2 separate regions of the Homo sapiens genome follow, and region 2 is linked to region 1. A link is a loop called in an ENCODE intact Hi-C map of the cell type or tissue named here. Cell type or tissue: natural killer cell. All regions are shown on one strand. Links, peaks and the distances in the headings refer to the core of each region. The heading gives the core; the rest is flanking DNA. Region 1 overlaps LINC02136 (long intergenic non-protein coding RNA 2136). Region 2 overlaps AP1G1 (adaptor related protein complex 1 subunit gamma 1).

Evidence for each region. A loop is a pair of places that touch in the nucleus more often than their neighbours do. Peaks named below come from ENCODE experiments on the same cell type or tissue, not always from the same donor. Only the 100,000 strongest peaks of a DNase experiment are listed, where the experiment ranks them.
Region 2: it touches region 1 in a loop (5-fold over the local background); 2 of 110 quality-filtered maps call a loop at or near these places.

What each region holds. Positions count from the first base shown.
Region 1 is chr16:71,406,587-71,418,934 of GRCh38, forward strand. It overlaps LINC02136 (long intergenic non-protein coding RNA 2136), which reads right to left. Exons shown (of 3, transcript NR_146574.1): 2 at 8,279-8,409; 3 at 3,855-3,948. Among named protein-coding and RNA genes, the nearest start is that of LINC02136, 14 kb to the right of the region's middle. RefSeq lists enhancers at 5,436-5,937, 6,011-6,100. In natural killer cell, for the core only: CTCF peaks have their summits at 6,310 (motif pointing right) and 6,509; DNase peaks (open chromatin) are centred at 5,885 and 6,325.
Region 2 is chr16:71,740,159-71,752,506 of GRCh38, forward strand. It overlaps AP1G1 (adaptor related protein complex 1 subunit gamma 1), which reads right to left. Exons shown (of 23, transcript NM_001128.6): 14 at 10,052-10,174; 15 at 9,736-9,825; 16 at 8,093-8,220; 17 at 6,430-6,534; 18 at 5,315-5,456; 19 at 4,986-5,112. Among named protein-coding and RNA genes, the nearest start is that of SNORD71, 12 kb to the right of the region's middle. In natural killer cell, for the core only: CTCF peaks have their summits at 6,478 (motif pointing left) and 6,681; a DNase peak (open chromatin) is centred at 6,473.

The DNA.
Region 1 (12,348 bases), core at 2,670-10,669:
CAGGTAAGTACACAAAAGGTACCGTGTCAAAGTATCAAAGAGGAACCAACCCGGTTCCCAAAATGATGGCGAATCCAGTGTCAGCCCAATCAACAGCTCCTCAGCCTCCCTCCCTGGTTCTCCTGAGTTAGATTCAGGAGACTGGGGTCCCATCTGTGGAGGCTGGAGGCTGGACGTGCTTCAACATTGGCTATGCTGTCTGTATACATAGCAAATGAGAGGACTCAACACTGCTAGGATAATCTGCACCACAATCCTCTGTGCAGCGTGCCTGGCTTTAAGAGAGGTATCCTTGGAGGCGTGTTTGCAATTGACTCCAAATCTGAAACCCCAGCACTGTGACCACAACACTCACAGGAAACCAGAATATCTGAAACGGTGATGACTTTCCACACTGATTTGGTCTCATCATGCTGCAACCGACATTCTAGTATCATTATTTAGAGAGTCCGGGGATAATAGCCACCTCTGCAGAGAGCTTCTTCAATGCCTTGAAAACAGCCAGCAGCATTTCTACGGTGCACACACCTCGCCCAATTCTGGACATCTCCACCTATGTTACCTTTTTCTGTGGCACAACCATGCTATCGCAAGGTGCTAATTGGAATCTTAAGCACCGAGTTCACAGGACCAGCTGCACAAATGATGGCCCAGGTCTACATGATCAGAAAGGAGGCTCCAATGGCCATGCCCAACACCATTGAGACGTTTGTCCTAGAGCTCAACTCCATGCTGATTCTTGTAATAGAAAGATATTCCATGTGATACCTGGGGCCATCAACCAACTCAGGGCAAAACTAGAACCTGCTTCTCTACGCCAAGGCATAGAGGCGCTCCTTGTTGTACCAGCTGTGTTTCCAAAGCTTGCTTCTGGTGCTCTGTGTCATTCCTGGGACAACCTCAGCAAGGAGGAATTATTATGCTGCTAAACTTGTGACTGAAGGGCTGCTCCGAAGCAAGCTCTGGAGACATTCAGAAAGAAAGTTTCTCCAAAATCTGGAGGAACATTTCTCACTCCAGAGCAGCAACACTTCTGTGAATTGTATGGAATTCCTGGGGAGATTTTAGAGCAGGTGTATAAGAAGCCAAACAAGAGAAGAGCCGAACCATCCATAGAGGATGGTGCAACAAAGCAGCAGCCAAAATCAGTGTTGGAGACCCTCCTCACATCCGGGGTGCCAAAAGGAGGTGCCCACCCACTCCCCAGGATCTTTTAGGCCACCTCCTAAATAGTGGAGACTTCAAATGCATCCAACTCTTCCACCTCTGTCTCCTGCTGGTCCTTCTCCATAAGACCCTTCTCTGATCTTTCCTCTGAATGAGGAACTACTAATTCTGAGGCTTGTGGTTAAACAGAAATGTATTCACCACAAATGAAGATTATCTCAAGATCTTGCTCCCCACAAAATTAACTGTTTCATTTTAATTGTAGCTCATATTTTAATAGTAAAGGACTGAAAGGTTTATGTTGCACTTAATGCTCTCAAAAACCTTTAGGGTGTTTGTTTGTTTGTTTGTTTAGAGACAGGATCTCACTCTGTCACCCAGGCTGGAGTGCAGTGGCACAATTATAGCTCACTGCAACCTTGAACTCCTGGGCTCAAGTGATCCTCCCACCTCAGCTTCCTGCATAGCTGAGACTACAGGGGCATGCCACTGGGCTCTGCTGAATTTCGTTTCTTTTTTTTTTTCCTCTCTTTTTTTTTTTTTTTTTTTTGTAGAGACAGGGTCTCACTATGTTGTCCAGGCTGGAATCCTTAAGGTTTGCATAACGAGAAACACAGTAAGAACCAAGTTCCAGTTGATCAGGCTGCCCTACCAGATTAAGGAACTCGTACTTTATATCCAATGGGGCTGCAGTTTGGAAGCCCTGTAGTCGTCGACTTTCCCTTTAAGCAGTGCACAGAAATAGGAAGAGATCAATAAAGCCCAGAAGAGAAATCTTGCCAAACTTCAACACAGCAAATAACAACCACTTATCGAGGGCTCAACTCCACTAGGAACATCACAAAGCAGCAGTTCTCAGTTGGGGGCAATTTTGTCCCACTCTCACCTCCCCAAAGACATTGAGCAATGTCTGAAGACATTTTTTATTGGTGAAACGAGGTGGGGATGGGGTGGAGGGTGCTACTGGTATCTAGTGGGTAGAGCCAGAGATGCTGCTAATCACCCTGCAATGCACAAGTCAGTCCACAACAACAAGGAATGATTTGGCCCCACATGGCAAGATTCCCCAGGTTGGGAAACTCTGGTATAAAATAAAGGCACCTGAAACACGCCCCTGACCCCAACCCCAGGCATCCAGTCTTTATGTCATGATCCCTCTGAACATCTTAGTTAAGCTATTGCCTTTGCTCCTAAGGGAAAAAAAAATATTTATACATGCATACACAGAAACAAAGCTTTGCAATTTTGGGGGGCAAGGTGACAGAGCAGGGGCCTTGCCATTGTGGACAAGCACCTTATTTTAAAATTCATCTTAATCAAAAACCGCCTAAAGCCAAAAGGCATCAGCCTAATGGCTAAGGTCGGCATGACCAGAAACTACAAATAACATCTCCGACCAGAAACATTCCAAACTCCTCCCCAACCAGAGACATGCTAGCCCCAAGATAACCCCCCTCTGGCTGGGAAGATGCCAGCCCCAAGATAACTAACCTCCCTCCTGCCGGAAAGACGTCAGCCCCAAGATAACCTCCTCTCTGCCCAGAAACATTCCGACCCGGCTATAGACTTCTCCCTGACCCAAAAACATTCCAAGCTTGTGATAAGACCCTCACCCTAAAACCAATATATACTTTTAGTCTGTAACAGAAAGCGCCCCTGACCAAAATCGGCCAGAAGCCCCTCCAGGTTTTATCTAAAGTAAACCTGTCTTTAAAAATTTCATGTTTTTTTCCTCTTTCTTTAACTCTTACACAAGTGTTCATCAATCCCTGATGCCCATTCAGGAACACTCCTCAATCCCAGACACCCAAAGATACTGAAGTCAGGTTCTTTTCCTTTTTCTTTTTTTTTTGTCTCGCTCTGTCACTCAGGCTGGAGAGCGGTGGCGTGATCTCAGCTCACTGCAATCTCACCTCCTGGGTTCAAGCGATTCTCCTGCTTCAGCCTCCCGAGTAGCTGGGACTACAGGTCTCCATCTCCTGACCTCGTGATCCACCCGCCTTGGCCTCCCAAAGTGCTGGGATTACAGGTGTGAGCCATTGTGCCCAGCTGAGGTCAGGTACTCTTTTTAGCGAGTATTCCCATTTTAAAAAATCTTTTTAAATAAAAAGAACCTGGCTCCAAAAAAACCATTTGCATGTATGATACCTCATTGAAACCTCAGAGCCATCCAACCGGGTCAGGTCTACCCGAATTGCCATGGACAGAGAACAAGACTGGGGCACCGAGAGGTTTAGATGACTTTTCTGTGGTGACACAGCCAGTGAGTGGCAGAGACACAGGAATGCCACCCCACCCCTGCTCTGGCCACCACCGGCACTCCAGGTTCTGACACCCCATGCCGTGGAATCGCACGGTGGGATCCCAGCTGACCCAGGGTGCTCCGTCTCCACCCTGGCTTTCCATCTGGCCCACACAGGTGAAGTGCAAAGGCTGATCTCAGAGAAACCATCAGAGGTACTATCACACTGCCTCATCAGTGACAGTCACTCTCCTGGCCAGGTGCATGGGCGTGGATGTGGATCACATCAGGTGTGGAACAGAGGCAGCGCACTCCTCGAGCCCCAGGTGTTTGTGGGAAGCCAACCATACCCTGAATCTCTCCTAGGTACAGGTAGGCCCAGGTGCAGCTCTGACAGGCTCGCCACTCCCGGGCAGGAAACCTCCCAGCCTCAGTCAGCTCCTCTTAATCAGCCCCTCTTCATCTCCAACCAGGATCACCAGTCTGCCAGGCCCCTTCCTGTGCTCCTCAGGAGGCCAGCAGTCTGCCAATATCTGGAACTTAATGAAATGAGAGTAAAAGTGAATCCCTGAGGTTGCCTTATTTTTCCTCCATTGAACCTCTTTCCAGTTCCCTCAGTCTCTCTCTGCCTTTGTTTTATAGTAAGAGGCTACATTTGGACCAGGTGAGCTACTGGTCACGCAGGAGTCGATCTTGCTGTCCTCCTCTGGCTGGACACTATGGCCTGGAACTGACTTCCAGCTCAGGAGTTTGAGCCCAGGAAGCTTATCCTCTGTTTTCACATGCTAGTAGTCACCCTTTTGGTCTGATTGCTGTTGAAAACCACGCAATACAACACCTGCAACTCTGTCGGAAGCCTGTGACAATCAAACTGCATTCACCCAGACTGTGTTCAGAGGCGCATATGTCTTAGAGTTTGCAAATGCATATATTCAAGTCTAAAATCTGTGTTTCAGAAAGCAACAGCCAACCAGATTTAGCAAGTCCCACCCATTTGCCGTAGGTACACCAGACCAATTTTTTAAATGAGTAAAACATTTTTTTTTTTTTTGAGACTGAGTCTCACTCCATCGCCCAGGCTGGAATGCAGTGGCACGATCTCAGCTCACTGCAACCTCTGCCTCCTGGGTTCAAGCGATTCTCGTACCTCAGCCTCCCAAGTAGCTAGAATTACAGCATGTGCCGCCATGCCCAGCTAATTTTTGTAGTTTTAGTAGAGATGGGGTTTCACTATGTTGGCTAGGCTGGTTTCAAACTCCTGACCTCGGCCTCCCAAAGTGCTGGGATTACAGGCATGAGCCACCATGTCCAGCCAAAACATTATTTTAAAGCTAAGCTCCCCACCCTCTTGCTATTCCTTTGGTTCCCCTCTCTCCCCGGGACAAACCCCATTCAACTCTAACATGCATCCCATCTCTGGATATTTCTCACTGTTACAAGGCAGTCATGTAGCCAGGACCACCGTGTCCTGATGTCTAGTGTGTTTGACAACTAACAGAAAAGGGATTTGGCGTTTTTATTTTATTTTGAGACTGAATCTCACTCTATCACCCAGGCGCAATCTTGGCTCACTGCAACCTCCACCTCCCAGAGGCTCAAGTGATTCTCCTGCCTCAGCCTCCCAAGTAGCTGGGATTCTAGGCATGCACCACCACATCCAGCTAATTTTTTGTATTTTTAGTAGAGAAGGAGTTTCACTGTGTTGGCCAGGCTGATCTCGAACTCCTGACCTCAAGTGATCCTCCCACCTCGGCCTCCCAAAGTGCTGGGATTACAGGCATGAACCATGGCGCCCGGCTGGAAAAGAGATCATCCTGTCCACAGCTGGGCCCTATTCGGGATCATCTCTTAGGAGGGCCCTAGCTCCTTTCCTGGACTGTATCTTGTCCCCATGATTGAACAAGGGTGGCTTTCAGGAAGAGGATGGGGAAAGTCCAGCCCAGAACCAGGCCCTACAGCAGAAGGCAAAAAAAAAAAAAAAAAAAAAAAAAAAAAGGTGATTCCCTTGACTCTGGCCCCCTAAGGGCAATGTGAGCCCCCCAAAACCATGAGTCCAACTCCCTGTTGTCTGGGGAGCAGCACCACAGCCCAGGATGGCTTGGGGGATGCATTGGATGAGGGAGAAGCAGGCCCACAAAGGGGAGATGAATGTGTCAAGATCACACAGCCAGGCAGGGCACAGTAGGGACTAGACCTGTGCTCAAGGTACTGGGCCATTTTGCATTTCTGAATGGGCAGCAGCATCAGAACCTTCATACTCCTCATACCACTGACGGCAGGCTCTGTGCATGGGGATATCCTTGACCCTGCACCTGGCACAGAGGGAAGCCAGCCAGCTGCGGACAGTCACGCCCTGGGGCTCTGAGCTGCTCCACTGCACCTGGGGCATCCTGCACCGGGGTGGACAGTTCCCAGTCAAGACGACGAAGACTAGGAGACCCGACCTGGGAACTCTACGTGGCGCCAGAGTGCCCCCTGCTGGCTGACCGCCAAGCAACCCAAACCTCACGTCTGCATCTAAGACTTCTCTTGACTCCCGCCCAGGAGAGCTGAGGGTTGGGTTCAGCGCCCACCTTCTCCTAGGAAGTTTCTCCTGGACCTGCTCTATCCAACCTCTATCTCAGCTGCCGACTACAGGGCCCCCTGCTGTTTCCAGTTCCTGGCCCACCCAGAGTTTTTCCTACTCATGTGGGCTACCCCCAGGACACTGGGAGCGAGGCCCTTGTTTAAGGAATCGTCTTCAGCATCACGGCAGAGGAGGAGCCCACCCATGTCAGGGTGAGTGCTGGGGTCTCAGGGAAGCCCGTCCACCATGGGCAGCGACATTATTTTCCCAATTGTTCTGCGATTCCCATCTCTCTTGGGAACAGGGCTTGCGCTCTGACTGTGAGTGAACAAGATGACCACAAGGGGGCAGCAGAGACAAAAAGCTTCGCCTGAAAACCATTTGCTAAAGTTCTCCACCCACGAGGTAAATCAGTTCCCAGTCCTGGCTGCACACTGGATTCACCTGGTGAGCTTTAAACACTACCGATGCCAAGTTCCCACCCCTACAAATGCTGAGTTAATGGCCCTGGGGTGCCATCCTAACATCTTTTTACAATCTCCCAAGGGAAACTTTAATTTAAAATGCAGAAGGCAGTGGAGGAGGGAAAGAGCGACCTTTCAGGCCATTCTTCTATCGGGCTAGGGCTGAGGATCACTGGGTTAGACCCTTGTTAATGCAAAGCGTGGCTCACGGACCACCAGCATCAAGGTCACCTGGGAGCTTGTTAGAAATAAGGACCTGCCCCAAACCTACTGAGTCAGAATCTGCAATTTAACAGATTCTCCAGAGAATTCATCTGCATATTAAAAGTCTAAGAAACTTACGGTCCTCTTTACCAAAAAGGCACTAGGGAGGTCCTGGTCCAATGCCATATGTACAGTCTGTGGATGCACAGATTAAAGCCCCGAGGCAGGAGTCCCTTTGCCCAAGGTCATTGGCCATGTATTCAGTGGGATGGCACAAACCTGAAGGCCCTGACTCCAGGACCAGTGCACCTTCTCCCACAGCACCCTGCTCCTCCAACCCAGAGGTGGGCCTGGGCACAAGAGGGCAGGAAATGGTGGCAGGAGTTTGGTGGGGTCTTTGAATTTCCCTGTTAGCACGTGTCCTGTGGGGATCCCAGGGATAGCTAAGATACCATCCCTGGCTCAAGGAACTTCTATCCTCATATCTAACTCTGGACAGACGCACTTGGTATCAGTCAAACACAACCTCTTACCTTGAGTCACGTACTAGAACCATCTCTAAATCTAGCAAAACAGAGGAGGGAGAAAAAGACTAGTTTGGATACGTAGCCTGGAAAGGTTTCCTGCAGTCCAGGCAGTGCAGGAGGAGGGTGGGTTAGGTTTCAGGGGCCAGTGGAGGAGGGGGCTGCATTTCAGACCAAAAGACCAAGATGAATGAAGGGTATAGATATACAGGAAAGGATCCACATGACCAGGGCATAGGTAAGGGCTGGGAAGTTGTGGGAGATAAAGCTGGGATGGGACAGGGGCTCGCGGCACAGACCAGACCCTAAAAGCAGGCAGAGCACTTGGCCAGGTAGAACCAATTCAGACCCTGGGCTGGAGGCCACAGAGAGCCATGGAAAGTGTTTGAGCCAGGAGAGGAGTCTGGGCCTTGGAAAGACCTTCCAGCATCAGTCCTGTCAGGTTTTGGAGATGATGCAATGAAGAGAGAGGCTACAGGAACCCTCATCCTGAGAGCTCACTGAGTACACGGATCAAGGCTCATTCATCTCAAGGTCACCAGCATTTGCCAGAGTATTAGCCCCTGGAAGGTGACCTGCAAACAACCATCTCTAAGGGAGACCAGCCTTTAACCCAAGGATGATTTCATTCTTAAGGTCCAGGCTGGGCACGGTGGCTCACGCCTGGAATCCCAACAGTTTGGGAGGCCGAGGCAGGCGGATCACTTGAGACCAGGGGTTTGAGACCAGCCTGGGCAACCTAGTGAAACCCTATCTCCACACACACAAATATATATATATATATATATATATATATATCCGAGTGTGGTGGCACATGCCTGTACTCACAGATACTTGGGGGGCTGAGGTAGAAAGATTGCTTGAGCCTGGAAGGCGGAGGTTGCAGTAAGTCAGGATCGTGCCACTGCACTTTGGGCTGTGTGACAGAGCAAGACCTCATCTCAAAAAAAGTAAAATAATTAATAAATAAATAAAACTTAAGGTCCAGAACAGGAAACGTAGGTCATACTCTTGGGACCTTGAGCTTGTTACACTGTGGGGTGGGGATGACCATAGAAATTCCCTTGTGAGATTACAGTGAGACTCACCTGTGATAATGCGTGTTACCTACCTGGCATCTAGGTGAGGCTCAATGTCATGGCAACTCCATTCTACCTGCTTTTCCCAGGGCTTCTGTGACTTTGCACCATCGTAGTAGTCTCTGGAGCCCCTTGAGATTTCCCTTCAATCTCTTCTTGCCTCCTAATTAACAGCAGCATTTATTGAATGCTTTGACCATATTAAAACACTTTGCATATGTGAACTCGTTTGGTCCTACAGTCATGCCTTGATTCATTCTCTAAATTTTTATTTATTTATTTATTTTTTGAGACAGAGTTTTGCTCTTGTTACCCAGGCTGGAGTGCAGTGGCATGATCTTGGCTCACTGCAACCTCCCCACCTTCTGGTTTCAAGCGATTCTCCTGCCTCAGCCTCCCAAGGATTACAGGCGCCCGCCACCATGCCTGGCTAATTTTTGTATTTTTAGTAGAGATGGGGTTTCACCACATTGGCCAGGCTGGTCTCAAACTCCTGACCTCATGATCCACCCGCCTTGGCCTCCCAAAATGCTGGGATTATAGGTGTGAGCCACCGCACCCGGCCCCATTCCCCAATTGAAAGATGAGAAAACTCAAGGGCAGAGCTGGCACATGAGCATAACAGGGACTTGAATCTGATTACTGGCTCAAGCACCCCTCTCCTAACTACTCTTTCTCATGGCCTCCAATGTGTGACTGACCAAGACTCTCCCCTGGCCACTCCATGACCCTCAGGCCACGATCTCCCTCCATAACTCCTTCTCTGACAGTTGAGGGGGCAAATCTCAAGTCTTTGTTCTGAGCCTTGGTCTTCTCCTTTGACCAACATAACCACATGTCCAGAGACCAGTGGGCTAGATCCACATGGACATCTGTCTTCACCTGAAACCCAACCAGCCCCAACTCTAGTCTGAGCCTTGGGCAGCTTGCCCTTGGTCCCTCCACTACAGTACTGAGTTCATTCTCTCCGGAAGTCTAGTTCATCAAGGCCCTGCTGGTTTCCACCCAGGACTGTGGGATCCTGGAGGACAGGCATCTGTCCTCAGGTGCCTCTCACAGCCCCAAGCACAGTAAGTGCTGGACTTACCTCTTCTCTAGCCAGCATCCCTCCCAATTCACCTATTTCAGCTCACAGTGCTACCCTCCATCCCTTGACCCATCCCTCTCCAACAGCTGCCTCATCCCCCAATGGTCCTCTCTGCTCAGAACCACTTTCACCTGCCTCTTAGATTGTTCACTCCCTGACATTCCACCCCACCAACTGCTCCTCCCTGCCCTCCAGCAGGCTCAGGTGAAATCCAACCCCACCCGTTTTTATTTATTTTTTGAGACAGGGTCTCCCTCTGTCATCCAGGCTGGAGTGCAGTGGCACGATCATGGCTCACTACAGCCTCAACCTCCCTGGGTCAAGTGATCCTCCCACCTCACCCCCCCACAAGTAGCTGGAACTAGAGACACGCACTACCACACCTGGCTAGTTTTTTAATTTTTTGTAGAGATGCGGTCTTATCATGTTGCCCAGGCTGGTCTCAAACTCCTGGGCTCAAGTGATCCTCCTGGTTCAGCTTCCAAAGTGCTTGGATTATAGGCATGAGCCACCGCACCCAGCCTACCCCTTGAAATTTAACCATACTCTGTCCCCATTCAAGTTAGTTTCTGTGACTTTCCCAGTGAACTGGAAACTCCTTGGGGGAAGGAACTGTGTCTACTTATTTTTGTCCCCACAACACTGTCCCAGTAACTGGCATATGTTTGAGGACCATTTTAATGTGTGTGTGAATTGTCCAAGTCTTTTCTCTTTTTTCTGTGGAGTATTTCATCCTCTGTCCCTCAATTTTTAAGAGTTCTGTATATATAAGGGAGATTAGCCCTTTGTCTGTGGTATGTGTTACAAATATTTTCTCTCAATTTTTCAGTTACTTTGGTTTCTGTGGTTTGGGTTTTTTGTTTTGTCTGGTTTGGTTTGGTTTGGTTTGCCATGTCCAATTTGCCAGAATTTTATTTCATTGCTTCTGGATTCTGAGTGATGCTTTCAAATCCTTTCCTTACACTGAGGTTAAGAGGAATTCACCCACGGACTTTTTCCCCCTAGTACTTACATGTTTTCATTTTTTACACTTAAATTCATGATCCATTTGAGTTTATTCTTATATATGCTGTGAACAATAGATCTAATTTTATCTTTTTTTAAAAAAAAAAAGACTACCCCATTATCCCAGTACCATTTATTAAAAAGTCTGGGCCAAGCACAGTGGCTCATGTCTGTAATCCCAGCACTTTGGAAGGTCAAGATGAGTGAATCACTTGAGGTCAGGAGTTTCAGACCAGCCTGGCCAACATGGGGAAACCCCATCTCTACCAGAATAAATAAATAAATAATACAAAAATTAGCCAGGTATGGTGGTGCACACCTGTAATCCCAGCTACTTGGGAGGATGCGGCACAAGAATCGCTTAAGCCCAGGAGGTGGAGGTTTCAGTGAGCTGAGATCGTGCCACTGCACTCCAGTCTGGATGACAGAGCAAGACTCCATCTCAAAAAATAAATAAATAAATAAATAAATAGTCTATCATTGCCTCTGAGATTTCACATGCCACCTTTATCATATACTAAATTCCCATTCGTACTTAGGTCTGTTCTGTACTTTCTATTCTATTCCATTGGTCTGTCTGTCTGTTCATGTGGTCAATGCCACACTGTTCTAATTACAGAGGCTTTATAGTTTGTTTTAACAGCCCATAGGGTGAGGCCCCCATTTTGGTCAGTTTTTCCCTGGCTATTTCAGCATGTTTATTTTCCATAGAAACTTTAGTATCAGCTTATCAACTCCATGAAACAAAGCTTATTGGTATTTTTATAGGAATGGCATTCAATTTATAAGTCAACTTGGGGGGAAAAGGGCATCTTGATGTTGAGTTATGATAGCCAAAAACAAGGGATGTCTTCCCACTCCACGTGCTTTAGTGTTTTCCAGAAGTGTTGTAAAATTTTCCCTTTATAGATTTTGCACATTTCTTATTAAGTTTATCCCTAAGTATTTAATCATCTTTGTTGCTACTATATGTAGTAGGGTGCTGCAGGGACCACAGCCTTTGCCACTTCCCTCTGGAGGCTGCAGCTCACCCGGAAAAAGGCTAGGGACACAGGAGACCCCCACTTCAGACTCCTCTCCTGCAGCTGCTGCCCCTCAGGCCAAGGAACAGCCCTCTCTGTTGGAAGGGAGCCCCCAGAACAGAGGCCATCCAAACCTGAGGCAGAGGGGGACCATATCCTCCTCACCAATCTAAGAGGCTTCCCCAAAGACCTCACCCCCAGCTTTTGCAGACCCAGCCTAGTGCCTGGGCTTCAGCTGAGAGGCTGGGGGGATGTTTTCCTTCCTGCCCCAGAGACTGTCAACTGAATCCTCAAAATGTATCTGAAGGAATGGGAGACATTCTAAATATACTGTTTGACTCTGAACAAAAAGATCAAAAGTTCAGGGACATTCTTTGAGGCCATCAGAGTACAAAACAGAAATCAGTCAAAGGAAGAGTCTGGGCTTCAACATATCAAATTAAATTCTAGTGAGGAAACTGCTTGTTAATTTGGAGCCAGTTAACAAGAGAAAACAGAGACAATGTGAAATATAACAAAACCATATGTGAGATTTAATAACACTTTCTAAGGTAAGAAGAGCTTTAAAGAATTTAAATGCAAAGGAGACACGTGGATCTAACTTCTGTCTGGCTCGGGAAGAACACATGAGGCTTCAGAATTCCTACAGGAAAAAGAGAAACAGAGAAACCAACATGCTGCCTTTAATGACTTCATCAAATGCCATGAGCAATCTCAGAGAGTCCTCCATGTCCTTTTTTGCAAGACACAAGAAAACGCCCATCTAAAAGATCACATTACACCATGAGAAGCGCCGGCAGGCCAGTAGAGCGATGAGACACAGTTTCGGACAAGTCAGACGGCAGATGACTTCGACAGAGTCTTCGTTAACCATGATGGGGAAAAGCACAGACTACTTCCAGGCAACACAGAGGGAGGTTGTATCAGACAAGCAACATCTGGAAGAACAGTAAATCCGCTGAAAGAAGGTGACTATCCACTGCATAAG
Region 2 (12,348 bases), core at 2,343-10,342, 330 kb after region 1:
ACATCAGTATATCCTTAAACTGAGGTTTCTCAACCTTGACAGTAATAGCTTTTAGGCTTCCTAATTCTTTGTTGTAGGGGGCTGCCTTGTTTATTGTAGGATATTAAGTAGCACCCCTGGGCTTTTATGCATTAGACGGTAGCATCCTCCCAGTTGTAACAACCAAAAATATCTTCAGACACTGCCAACCCCTGGAGGGCAAAATCTTCCCCAGTTGAGAACCGATTACCCCTTCTTAGGAATGCTTTTAATTAATCCTTGCATGTGTTCACTGGGAGATACATCCAAAAGCATTCATAGCAGGAACACTCCTAATGGTGAAATACTGGAAACAACCAAAATGTCTGTCATCTTGATAATGAATAAGTAAACTGATATATTGATATACTAAAATACTACACATGTACAACAGTAAAAAGTGAATTCACTAGAAATACACTTAACATGGATTATTCATAACTCATTCTCACAATTACAATGTTTAGCAAAAAAAGGTGCAAAAAAGAACACATTCAGTTGGATACCTTGTCTAAAAAGGTAAAAATTGGCAAAATAATACTACATACTATATCAAGAAATGCACAGGAATGGCAAACACCAATGTTAAACACTACTTTAGGATAGACAGTAGTTACGTCTGGAATCAAAAAGAAATGGGATGAGAGGGAAATACACAAAGAACATCAACCCTCTTAATATTTTATTTTACAAACTAGGTAGATCAAAACATTCATTAAATTTTGTAGATGTTAAATGCTGTATAATAAAATTTTCACACACACACACGCACCCTGTGAGGGGTGGTATAAAGTGGGGTGGGAAAAAGAAATAGATTACCATTCTTATTTAATCTTTCCAAATAAGAACAACTTGACAATCATACAATAGAAGATAATTCATAGAACATGAGGGATATCAAGATTCGAAGAAGAAGCATAAGGAAATTCAGTAAAATTAAGAGAATGTATTTAATATTTAAATAGATTTCAAACTACTTGTGAAATTAACTGAAAATATGCCATTTAAAAAAGAACTATCACAATGAAATAAAGGAAGGCTAGAATATCATCTTTTTTTAAGAAATTGACAGCAAGAATGAGGGGGAAAAAAGATACTAAAGAATACTAGAAAAGTAAATGACAGGCTGGGCGCGATGGCTCATGCCTGTAATCCCAGCACTTTGGGAGGTCGAGGCGGGTGGATCACCTGAGGTCAGGAGTTTGAGACCAGCCTGGCCAACACAGCGAAACCCTATCTCTACTAAAAATACAAAAATTAGCCGGGTGTGGTGGCACGCGCCTATAGTCCCAGCCACTCGGGAGGCTGAGGCAGGAGAATCGCTTGAATCTGGGAGGCAAAGGTTGCAGTGAGCCAAGATCACACCATTGCACTCCAGCCTGGGTGACAGAGCAAGACACCATCTCAAAAACAAAAACAAGTAAATGACATATTAAAAATTAGCAAAGAGAATAGAAATACGGATGGCTAAGCAAGCACGAGAAGCTAAAATAAATGCAAACACCATTTGTGCAGTCCAGCAGATTATCAATGAAGCAGACAAAGAAATATTCATACAGTTCTCCTAGTCTAAAAAATCAAATCGAGAAAATTTCCCCCAATTCCCATTTTCAAAACAATTTTAGAAATGTGTTCTCATGGAAAATCAGAGGCTACTCAAGATACAGGCAGCATATAGGTCCCCAACTCCCTCAAATTTTCACTTTTCTTTGTCCTGTAAAAGTATAGCAAGGTAGTTTAGGAGAAGAGCAGAAACTTACTGCTCCAAACCCTTTAAAAACACATGTTAAATCTATTCTGAATTTCTACTGACTTAAATTTCTATATAATGGGGTAAAACTGTAATGATAAATTAAGAAATCTAGAATTCAAAATTTTAAAACTTAATGTAAAAAGTGGAAAAACATCTTTAAAACACATTATGAATAAGGCAAGAAAACCCAGACTTTTTAACATTTTATCATTTTGCTTTAACATATAACACTAGGAAAACAAGACAGTAGGAACAAAAAGAAAAGACTCCACAATAAATGAGCTAAGGATACAGGAATGTTCAGAAAGGAACCTCATCTATAATACAAATATGTGAATAAATATTAAACATTCTCTGTGATCAAAAAATAATAGGGCCTCTCTCTGCTGACCAAGCCTGGCAGAGGGCTACAAAATTTAAAAAATAATAATAAAAATAAAATATAATAGGACCAAATTTTCACCCAATAGGGCTTTTTAAAATGATAATATACAATGCTTATGACTGTGCGGTTAAACATATAAATTGAGGAAAAGGTAAATAATATTTACCAAGTGCCTACTATGTATCATGCACTGAATAGGTCAATGGGCCTCACAAATATCTTATGGAGTAAGTATTAATCATCCTAATTTTAACCAGATTCAGAAAGACTAAGTCACTTAGTCTAACAAATTAATCTAAAATAAGAACAAATTGATGTAATATTTGTTGAGGCCGCTAGGTAAGAAAAATCTAGAAACAAAATACCCCATACTGGCTGGGTGCGGTGACTCATGCCTGTAATCCCAGCACTTTGGGAGGCCAAGGCGGGAGGATCATTTGAGGTCAGGAGTTCAAGACCAGCCTGGCCAACATGGTGAAACCCCATCTCTAATAAAAAAATACAAAAATTAGCTGGGCATGGTGGCACGTGCCTATAAATCCCAGCTACTCGGGAGGCTGAGGCAGGAGAATCACTTGAACCCGGGAGGCAGAGGTTGCAGTGAGCCGAGATCGTGCTGTTGCACTCCAGCCCGGGCAACAAAGCAAGATTCCGTTTCAAAAAAACCAAAAAAAAAAGCCAAACTACCCAATACTAACGAACTGAGTAAACAGAGCAAATTTGTTGATAAAGTATTAGTCACCTAAAATTATAATTATGAAGGCTATATATATTAACATGGAAATACTAACATATTAGGTGAAGTATATGCTATGGTTTAACTGTGGGGTTGTTTTTTCTTTGCCGGTTATCCAGTACAGCTTTGACATTTGAGGATTTGAAATTGACCATTTGTAAATGATTCATAAGTACATGACAAGTAACATTTTGAAATTTTGTTAAGACACAGACATAAATCCTATACTCTGTGACTCCACTGTATTAGGAAAAAAAAAAATCAGCCTGTGGGAATGAGCTTAGCTAACCATCCAACTTGTTATCCTATGTCTATTTTTTACTCAAGGTCATGTGTGCTTTAACTCTTCATTATCCTCTTAAAGAAGACAGCAAAACCCCGTCTCTACTAAAAATACAAAAAATTAGCCGGGCATGGTGGCATTCGCCTATAATCCCAGCTACTCAGGAGGCTGAGGCAGGAGGCTCACTTGAACGCAGGAGGCAGAGGTTGAAGTGAGCCGAGATAATCCCACTGCACTCCAGCCTGGCTGACAGAGTGAGACTCTGTCTCAAAAAAAAAAAAAAAAAGACACTTTAACCTTTCAGCTATACTTTACACTGAAATTTAGGATAGAAGTTGTAGGCCAGGCGTGGTGGCTCACACCTGTAATCCCAGCACTTTGGGAGGCTGAGGTGGGTGGATCACGAGGTCGGGACCAACCTGGCCTACATGGTGAAACCCTGTCTCTCCTAAAACTACAAAAATTAGCCAGGCGCAGTAGCAGGCGCCTGTAATCCCAGCTATTCAGGAGGCTGAGGCAGGAGACCTGCTTGAACCCAGGTTGCAGAGGCTGCAGTGAGCCGAGATCATGCTACTGCACTCCAGCCTGGGTGACAGAGTGAGACTCTGTCTCAAAAAAAAAAAAAAAAAGGCCAGGCGAAGTGGCTCACGCCTGTAATCCCAGCACTTTGGGAGGCCGAGGCAGGGGGATCATGAGGTCAGGAGTTCAGGACCAGCCTGACGAACATGGAGAAACCCCATCTCTACTAAAAATACGAAAATTAGCCAGGGCATGGTGGTGCGTGCCTGTGATCCCAGCTACTCAGGAGGCTGAGGCAGAAGAATCGCTTGAACCCGGGAGGCGGAGGTTGCAGTGAGTCGAGATCGTGCCACTGCACTCCAGCCTGTGCAACAGAGCAAGACTCCATCTCAAAATAAAAATAAAAGTTGTATTGGACTCGGGTTTATCATATTGCTGAACATGTCAATTACAAATGACTGGTATATATGAACAGAAGAAAAAATATTCCCAAATGAAAAGTTATGTTTGAATATTATGAGTGATTGCCCTTCAGTTGCTTTAATTACAGAAAGTGTGAAAGGGAAGAGGTAAGTAGCAGGTTAACATCTCTCCACAAATGGCCACAGCTACTGAAAACTAACCATTAGTGGGAAGGAACCAAGAAGAAGTCATGTCTTGGGACACTAAAAGCAAAGGTGATACGGGATATATTTTTTGAGCTTGAAAGAGAAAGTGTGTTTTTTTTTTTTTTTTTTTGGAGACAGAGTCTTGCTCTGTCACCCAGGCTGCAGTACACACTGGCGCGATCTCGGCTCACTGCAACCTCCGTCTCTCAGGTTCAAGCGATTCTCCTGCCTCAGCCTCCGGAGTAGCTGGGATTATAGGCATGCACCACTTCACCCGGCTAATTGTTGTATTTTTAGTAGAGATGGCGTTTCACCATGTTGGCCAGGCTGGTCTAGAACTCCTGACCTCAGGTGATCCACCTGCCTCTGCCTCCCAAAGTGCTGGGATTACAGGCATGAGCCACTGCGCCCAGCCAGGAAAAGTAGTTTCTATCTTAAAACACTATGAATAATTTATTCACCCAAAATTAGGAGTTTGCCTTTAAGAAATCCGTATAAATTATCTTTAGAGCATTATTAGTATACAACATATAACCCGGATATTGTGAAGATTTGACTCTTGCTTCTGATTTAGCCTCTCCCATCTTCAAATGATTCACGTGCTGGAAAGTCTGGGTTCAGTTTAGTTTTTCCCTGAGGCCTCTATCTTTTCCCAGGTATTAAATAGCTCCAGACTGCCTCACCTGTAAGGTTGATGTCTCCCAGCAAATCAAGAAGTTCTCCACCAGCAGAAGATGGTTTGCTTGTAGGCGCAGTTGGAATAACAGGTGTTATGTCATTTCCTCCCAACAAATCCAATAAATCATTGGCCTAAACAAGGTAACAACACCTCAATTCATTATTATTTGATTTGTCTAGTATACATCTAATGCAAAGCTCTTTCAATATGTAAAAATAAGGAAGGAAATCATCAACCAACCCAGGAACATTAAAGGGACTCAGCTAAGAGACAAGCTGTAAGGGACTATAAAATCGTAAGAAGCCCCAGATGAGCAAGTGAAAGGCTGGCTACCTGGCTGGTGGGCTGTGGCCCAGAGGGTGGCGGTTTGGTCTCTAGTGGAGCTGGTTCTGTCTCTCCATTTGTCTGCACAATCTCAGTAGGGCCATTTGTGGTCACTTTTTCCATGACAGGCATTCTCTCAAGTAGGGCAGACCTAGAAGAATCTGAAGTGGTTAAATTCTAGGCAGTTAACCTAGATTCCCTACCCAAAATAATCACCATTAACTATGTTGAGCCCAAGCATGGAGATCTATCTCCCCTCCCCATCCAACACACACACTAAAATAGAAGGTAGATTACAAGAATACATGACCTAAATTCCTGGCTGGATTAAGGGCAGACAAAAAAATCTTGAATAAACAGACTGCCCAGCTAAATCCCAAAGCATATATTTCAGTGGTAGAGAGACTGAGATGAAAGAAAGGTAAATCCATAGGTATTAACAGTCAAGAAGATACTGTATAATAGAAGAATAAAAGATGACCCAAACACTAGAATGTTAACAGTAAAAGAATTTGAATGAGATTATTTGTCTTGAAAAAATACAACTCCCACTTCTTTTTTTTTTGAGACAGAGTCTTGCTCTGTCGCCAGGCTGGAGTGCAGTGGCATGATCTTGGCTCACTGAAACATCCGCCTCCCAGGTTCAAATGATTCTCCTGCTTCAGCCTCTCGAGTAGCTGGGAATACAGGCATGCGCCACCATGCCCAACTAATTTTTTTGTATTTTTAGTAGAGACGGGGTTTCACCATGTTGGCCAGGATGGTCTCGATCTCTTGACCTCGTGATCTGCCCGCCTCGGCCTCCCAAAGTGCTGGGATTACAGGCGTGAGCCACCACGCCCGGCCTCCCACTTCTTAACTAAATAAAATAGAAAATAAAGCAAACTTTCCATATCAAAAAAAGTGTAAGTGTTGGAGGTGGAATGAAAGAGAGTTAATTTATTTCTTTAGAGACTAGGCAGAATAGAAGATGGACAAAACAGAAGCAGACAAGCAATTAGAACTAAATAGGGATACGAGGAACAATTAATAAAGCACAAGGAATGAATCTTCTTTATGGATTACCATGACAATTTAGTCAGGATGCTAAGAGATACACGCATTGCTTAGTTTCTTTCGCTCACCTCATGTGGTCATATTTCTTGAAAAGTGCATTATATTCTACTGCCCTCTGCTGGAGTTCCACATCAATGCTGCTTCCGTAGATGGAAACCACTTTCTTAATTCGGCTATAGATAAAATGACAAACGAAATAAAATACCCAAAAGAAAATTCACAAATAAGCAGAGATAATGTTTAATAAGCCAGAATTTTCTGGTTAAAATACTGAAATACTCATTTTTTCTTAATTTATATAGTTTTTCAAAAACAAAACACTTTACTTTCATCCATTTATCTGACATTCGCATTATACTATTCTCATTGTAACACTAGATTTTTGTCTGTTAAATATGCCATCCCCATTCAGCAACAATGATGGTGTGGAAAAAACACATATATATATGCCACTCCCTAAACTTTGCTAGACAAAAGTACCAACTATTACTTTGCCACAAAAGAAATTTGTACTGTTCATTCTCTTCTTTGATAATTTTTAAATAATTTTTAATCTATAAAAGGGTCAGAGCCTCAAAATGTTGACCCCAAATTCTTCCAGTTCAGAATTTTAAAAGTAATTCAATACCATTTTTTATAAGACTTCACATTTAAAAGTGAAGCAGAAAGACTACAAGAACTACGTTGGCCTTAAATATGCTTGGGTGGGAAAGTGACCTGAGAATCTACTTTATTCAAAAAAGCAAAGAGGAGAATTAAAAGATTTAATCACCAAAACATTCATGATTTTATTCCTATTAAGACTTGTCAAAATATAATAAACCAAAACCTTGGCCAGATTACAAGGTCAGGAGTTCGAGACCAGTCTGGCCAAAATGGTGAAACCCCATCTCCACCAAAAAATACAAAAATTAGCCAGGCATGGTGGTGTGCGCCTGTAATCCCAGCTACTCAGGAGGCTGAGGCAGGAGAATTGCTTGAACCCTGGAGATGGAGATTGCAGTGAGCCGAGATTGTATGCCACTGCACTCCAGCCTGGCAACAGAGCAAGATTCTGTCATAAAATAAAATGAAATATAAAATACAAATAAACCAAAACCTTTATATGGGGAAGTAGATTCTCAACTTAAAAAGAAAAAAAAAAGGTATTAGAAATCTCATTCTAAAAACGTAACTTTTAGGCCAGGTGGAGTGGGTCACATCTGTAATCCCTGCACTTTGGGAGGTCAGGGCAGGAGGATCACTTGAGCCCAGGAGTTTGAGACCAGCCTGGGCAAACAAACGAAACACTTTCTCTACAAAAAAATGTAAAAATTAGCCAGGCACGATGGTGTGCACTTATAGTCCCAGCTCCTCTGGAGGCTGAGACAGGAAGATCCCTTAAGCCCAGGAGTTCAAGGTTGCAGTAAAATATGATGGCGCCACTGCACCCCATCCTGGGTAAGAGAGCGAGACCCTGTCTCAACAAACAAACAAAACCCCCTAAACTTTTCTGCTTCAAAATAATCCACAAGGGAGTAAAAGAATGAGAGGGAACAAAGTGCTGATGAATAAAGATTAACCACAAATTGATCACTGTGACTGTGGAGAAATAAGTAATGGAAATTTGTGTTATTATTCTCTCTACTTTTGTCTATGCTTGAAATTTTCCATGATAACAAGTTTTTTGGGATTTTTTTTGTTTTTTAATTACAAAACAACCTGTTCACCCTATGTTTCTTCAATACTCACTTTACAGTACAAGTGAATCGAGTGGAAAGCTTCATAATGGCAGTGAGGGCATAACCTCGTGTCACAGAGGTGGACATATTAGAGATTAGGACACTTTCTAAAATATCCAACACTTCATCCTCTGTTACCTGAGGAGGAGGAGGAAAAAGAAGACGATGAAGAATGAGTAGCATGATTAAGCATCTAAATCTGATATCAAGTCAGGGGAAGCAGCCAGAAAGACAATCCTACCGTTACAAAAGCCTCTAACTCAACCTGTGCTTTGCCAGGGTAACTGTCCAAGCTGTTCTATCAACCAGAGTAGTTGGGGGTAAAAAAAAGTGCTCTGGTTCTATCAACCAGAGCAGGTGGGGGTAAAAAGAGTGAAAAATGACCACTGGGGCTGAGAGGCAATATTAGAGCTTCAAGTGGCAGAAACAGAAGAAGAAAAGAAAAACATACAGAGTTCAAGTGTTGTTGCCACAATTTTCCCTTTTAAAGCCAGTCCTTTAATGTGCAAATAAGAACATGGATACATGTCTCATTTCTTCTTGTTTACCAGCCAGAGGGTAAGAGAAACAGTAATTCAGTCCACTAGGACAGAGACTTGGGCCTAAAGTGGTTTTAAAATCTCACAATGGGGCCAGGCAAAGTGGCTCACACCTGTTTTGTTTTTTTTTTGTTTTTTTTGTTTTGAGACGGAGTCTGGCTCTGTCACCCAGGCTGGAATGCAGTGGCGCAATCTTGGCTCACTGCAAGCTCCACCTCCCGGGTTCACGCCATTCTCCTGCCTCAGCCTCCCGAGTAGCTGGGACTACAGGTGCCTGCCACCACGCCCGGCCAATTTTTTCTACTTTTTAGTAGAGATAGGGTTTCACTGTGTTAGCCAGGATGGTCTGGCTAACCACCCTGCAGGTGACCTCATGATCCACCCGCCTTGGCCTCCCAAAGTGCTGGGATTACAGGCATGAGCCACCACACTCAGCAATGCCTGTTAATCCCAACACTTTGAGAGGCCAAGGCAGGCAGATTGCTTGAGTCCAGAAGTTCAAGACCAGCCTGGGCAACACGGTGAAACCCTGTCTCTACAAAAAAAAAGTAGAATAAACTAGCCAGGGTGGTGCCTGCCTATAGTCCCAGCTACTCAGGAGGCTGAGGTGGGAAGATCGCTTGAAACCCAGGAGATCAAGGCTGCAGTGAATTGTGATCCCACCATGGCACTCCAGCTTGGGTGACAGAGTGAGACTCTATTAAAAAAAAAAAAACAAAAAACCTCACAATGGCTCAATAAGTTCCATCTCAAAAAATGGCAGGTTTTCCAATATAATTCGCGTTTGCTTCTTTAAAAAGTTGGGTATTTTTTAAATTTTTTTGAGACAGGGTCTCACTCCTGAGTAGCTGGGACTAGACACCATCATACCTGTCTAATATTTGTGTCTTTTGTAGAGACAGAGTTTCACCATGTTGCCCAGGCTGGTCTCAAACTCCTGGGCTCAAGCGATGCTCCCATCTCAGCCTCCCAAAGCGCTGGGATTATAGGCATGAGCCACCACGCCTGGCCTAAAAAGTTTTCAAGGAATCAACCTCAACTCCCCATTAAACACTACTCTCCTATAACCAAAACCACTATTTTCCCCCACTTAACCAAGAGTGACAAGGAGTACCTGAATAGGCTCTTCCTCTTCACACTGGCCAGATACAAGAAGATCACCATATTCACCTATACACCATGCAGCCACTTGTACCAAAGGTTGCTGTGAAAAGAAAAGTCAACGTTTCTCAAGAACTTCAATTTTTCCAAAGTTATTTAATGCAAATCATAGGTCATCTCATAATAAAGATCAAAACTGTGCATATCTAGAGTGTTAGAAATAAAGACATACCAAAGGGGAGAGAGGAGGGGGGAAAAAAAAGAAGAAAAACATACCAGAAAAATTGAGGGTAAAATTACCCCCTAAAATAGTTGAATGAAGTACTTACTTGAGAATAATCACCAAGAATTGCTTTGTACAGGCGCTGGACAGTATAGGCATGCATCTCCACACTATTAGTTATTAACTGGATTAAATTGGGGACTGCATCATCACGAACATAACTTCCTGCCTAAAAGGAAATGCAGACAATTACCCCTAGAAACACACAGAAATGATGATAACAAGTGTTAGCTATTATTATTACTGTGTGTTTTTTCCTTTCTTTTTTTGAGACAGAGTCTCGCTCTGTCACCCAGGCTGGAGTGCGATAGCGCGATCTTGGCTCACTGCAACCTCCACCTCCCAGGTTCAAGCGATTCTCATGCCTCAGCCTCCCAAGTAGCTGGGACTACAGGTACATGCCACCACACCTGGCTAATTTTTTCTATTTTTAGTAGAGATGGGGTTTCACCATGTTGGTCAGGGTGGTCTCGAACTCCTGACCTCAGATGATCCACCTGCCTCGGCCTCTCAAAGTGCTGGGATTACAGGCGTGTGCCACTGCGCCCAGCCATTACTATTGTTTTTAAAAGAAGAATACCAGAAAACACCCTCAAAGATAAATTTGGTTCCAATTCTCAGGTTCATAACAGCTCAAACTTCAAAGTCTTATTTAAATATGTTACATTTTTAAATTTTATTTTATTTTTAAAAATTTTCTCTTTGTCCAAAGGCCGGGTGTGGTGGCTCACGCCTGTAATCCCAGCACTTTGGGAGGCCAAGGCGGGTGGATCACAAGGTCAGGAGATCGAGACCATCCTGGCTAACACGATGAAACCCCGTCTCTACTAAAAATACAAAAAATTAGCCGGGCATGTGGTGGGTGCTTGTAGTCCCAGCTACTCAGGAGGCTGAGACAGCAGAATGGCGTGAACCCAGGAGGCCGAGCTTGCAGTGAGCCGAGTTTGCGCCACTGCACTCCAGCCTGAGCAACAGACTGAGACTCCGTCTCAAAAAAAAAAAAAAAAAAATTTCTCTTTGTCCAAATTAAAAAAGGAAGGCTGGACACAGTGGCTCACACCTGTAATCGCAGCACTTTGGATGGCTGAAGCAAGATGACTGCTTGAGGCCAGGAGTTTGACACAAGCCTGGGCCACACAGCAAGACTCCATCACTACCAACAATAATAATAATAATAATAATAATGTAAAGGTTTAAAACTTTATCACCCAACCTTGGTCAATCTCCCATTCCTAAATAGAACAATAGATTTAATTTGTAAGACTGAGACCAGTCCTAACCATGTGTATTTTGGAAAGGAAAAAAAAGAAAAAAAAAAAAAAACAGCCAGGTGATCAGGGTTTTATCAGGTCACTCCTGTTAAGAAACACAAAGACAGAGGAAGAATTCTGGGAAAATGATCAGAAGGAAAGGTGAGAAGCTAAAAAGCAGGTAATTTGCAGTATAGTTTATTTACATCCTTCCGTAAAGCAGAGTGCATTAAATACAAGAAAGCATCAGGGTGATCTAATGGGTTTGTATAATAAGACTACTTCATTCAACAGCAGCAGAATACACATTTTTCTTAAACTTACACTGAACCAAGAAAGACCATATTCTGGGTCATAAAAAATATCTTAACAAATTTCAAATAACATAAATCATAGACAGTATGCTCTTAGACCACACAGAATTAAACTAGAAATCTGCAACACAAAGACAGGTGCAAAAAAATCCCAAAATATTTGGAGATTAAAAGAACATACTTCTAAATAACACATGGGTCAAAAACAACATTATAAGAGAAAACTATAAGCCAATCTCTCTCATGAATACACATATAAAAATACTCAACAAGATATTAGCAAATCAAACCCAACAAAGTTATAAAAAGAATAATATACCCTGACCACGTATTCCAGGTATGTAAGGCTGGTTAGGCATTCAAATATCAATGTAACCCAGCATGTAACAGGCTAAAGAAAACAAATCACATGATCATAAGAGAACACAAGTCAGTTAGAAAAATAAAATCAGGGGCACAAAAAAAAAGCTTTTGAATTCTCATAAACACTTTCCTTCAGGAGTGTTAATTTCTCCCTTCTTTTGAGCCTCATGAAAACTAGGAAAACATGTCCTGTTCATCATTATGTTAATTACATTTTGTTAGATTATAATTTTTCCCCTTGCTAATCAAATTTATTAACTTTTAACCTTTTACCAAGTTAATTCATTGTAAGTAAACTAAAAAACGAGTATGCCCCAGAGAGAATTCCACAGCAACAAATACATATACATATAAGTCATAATTTCATAAGTCAACAAATACATATAAGTCATAATTTCAATGATATAATTTTCTCC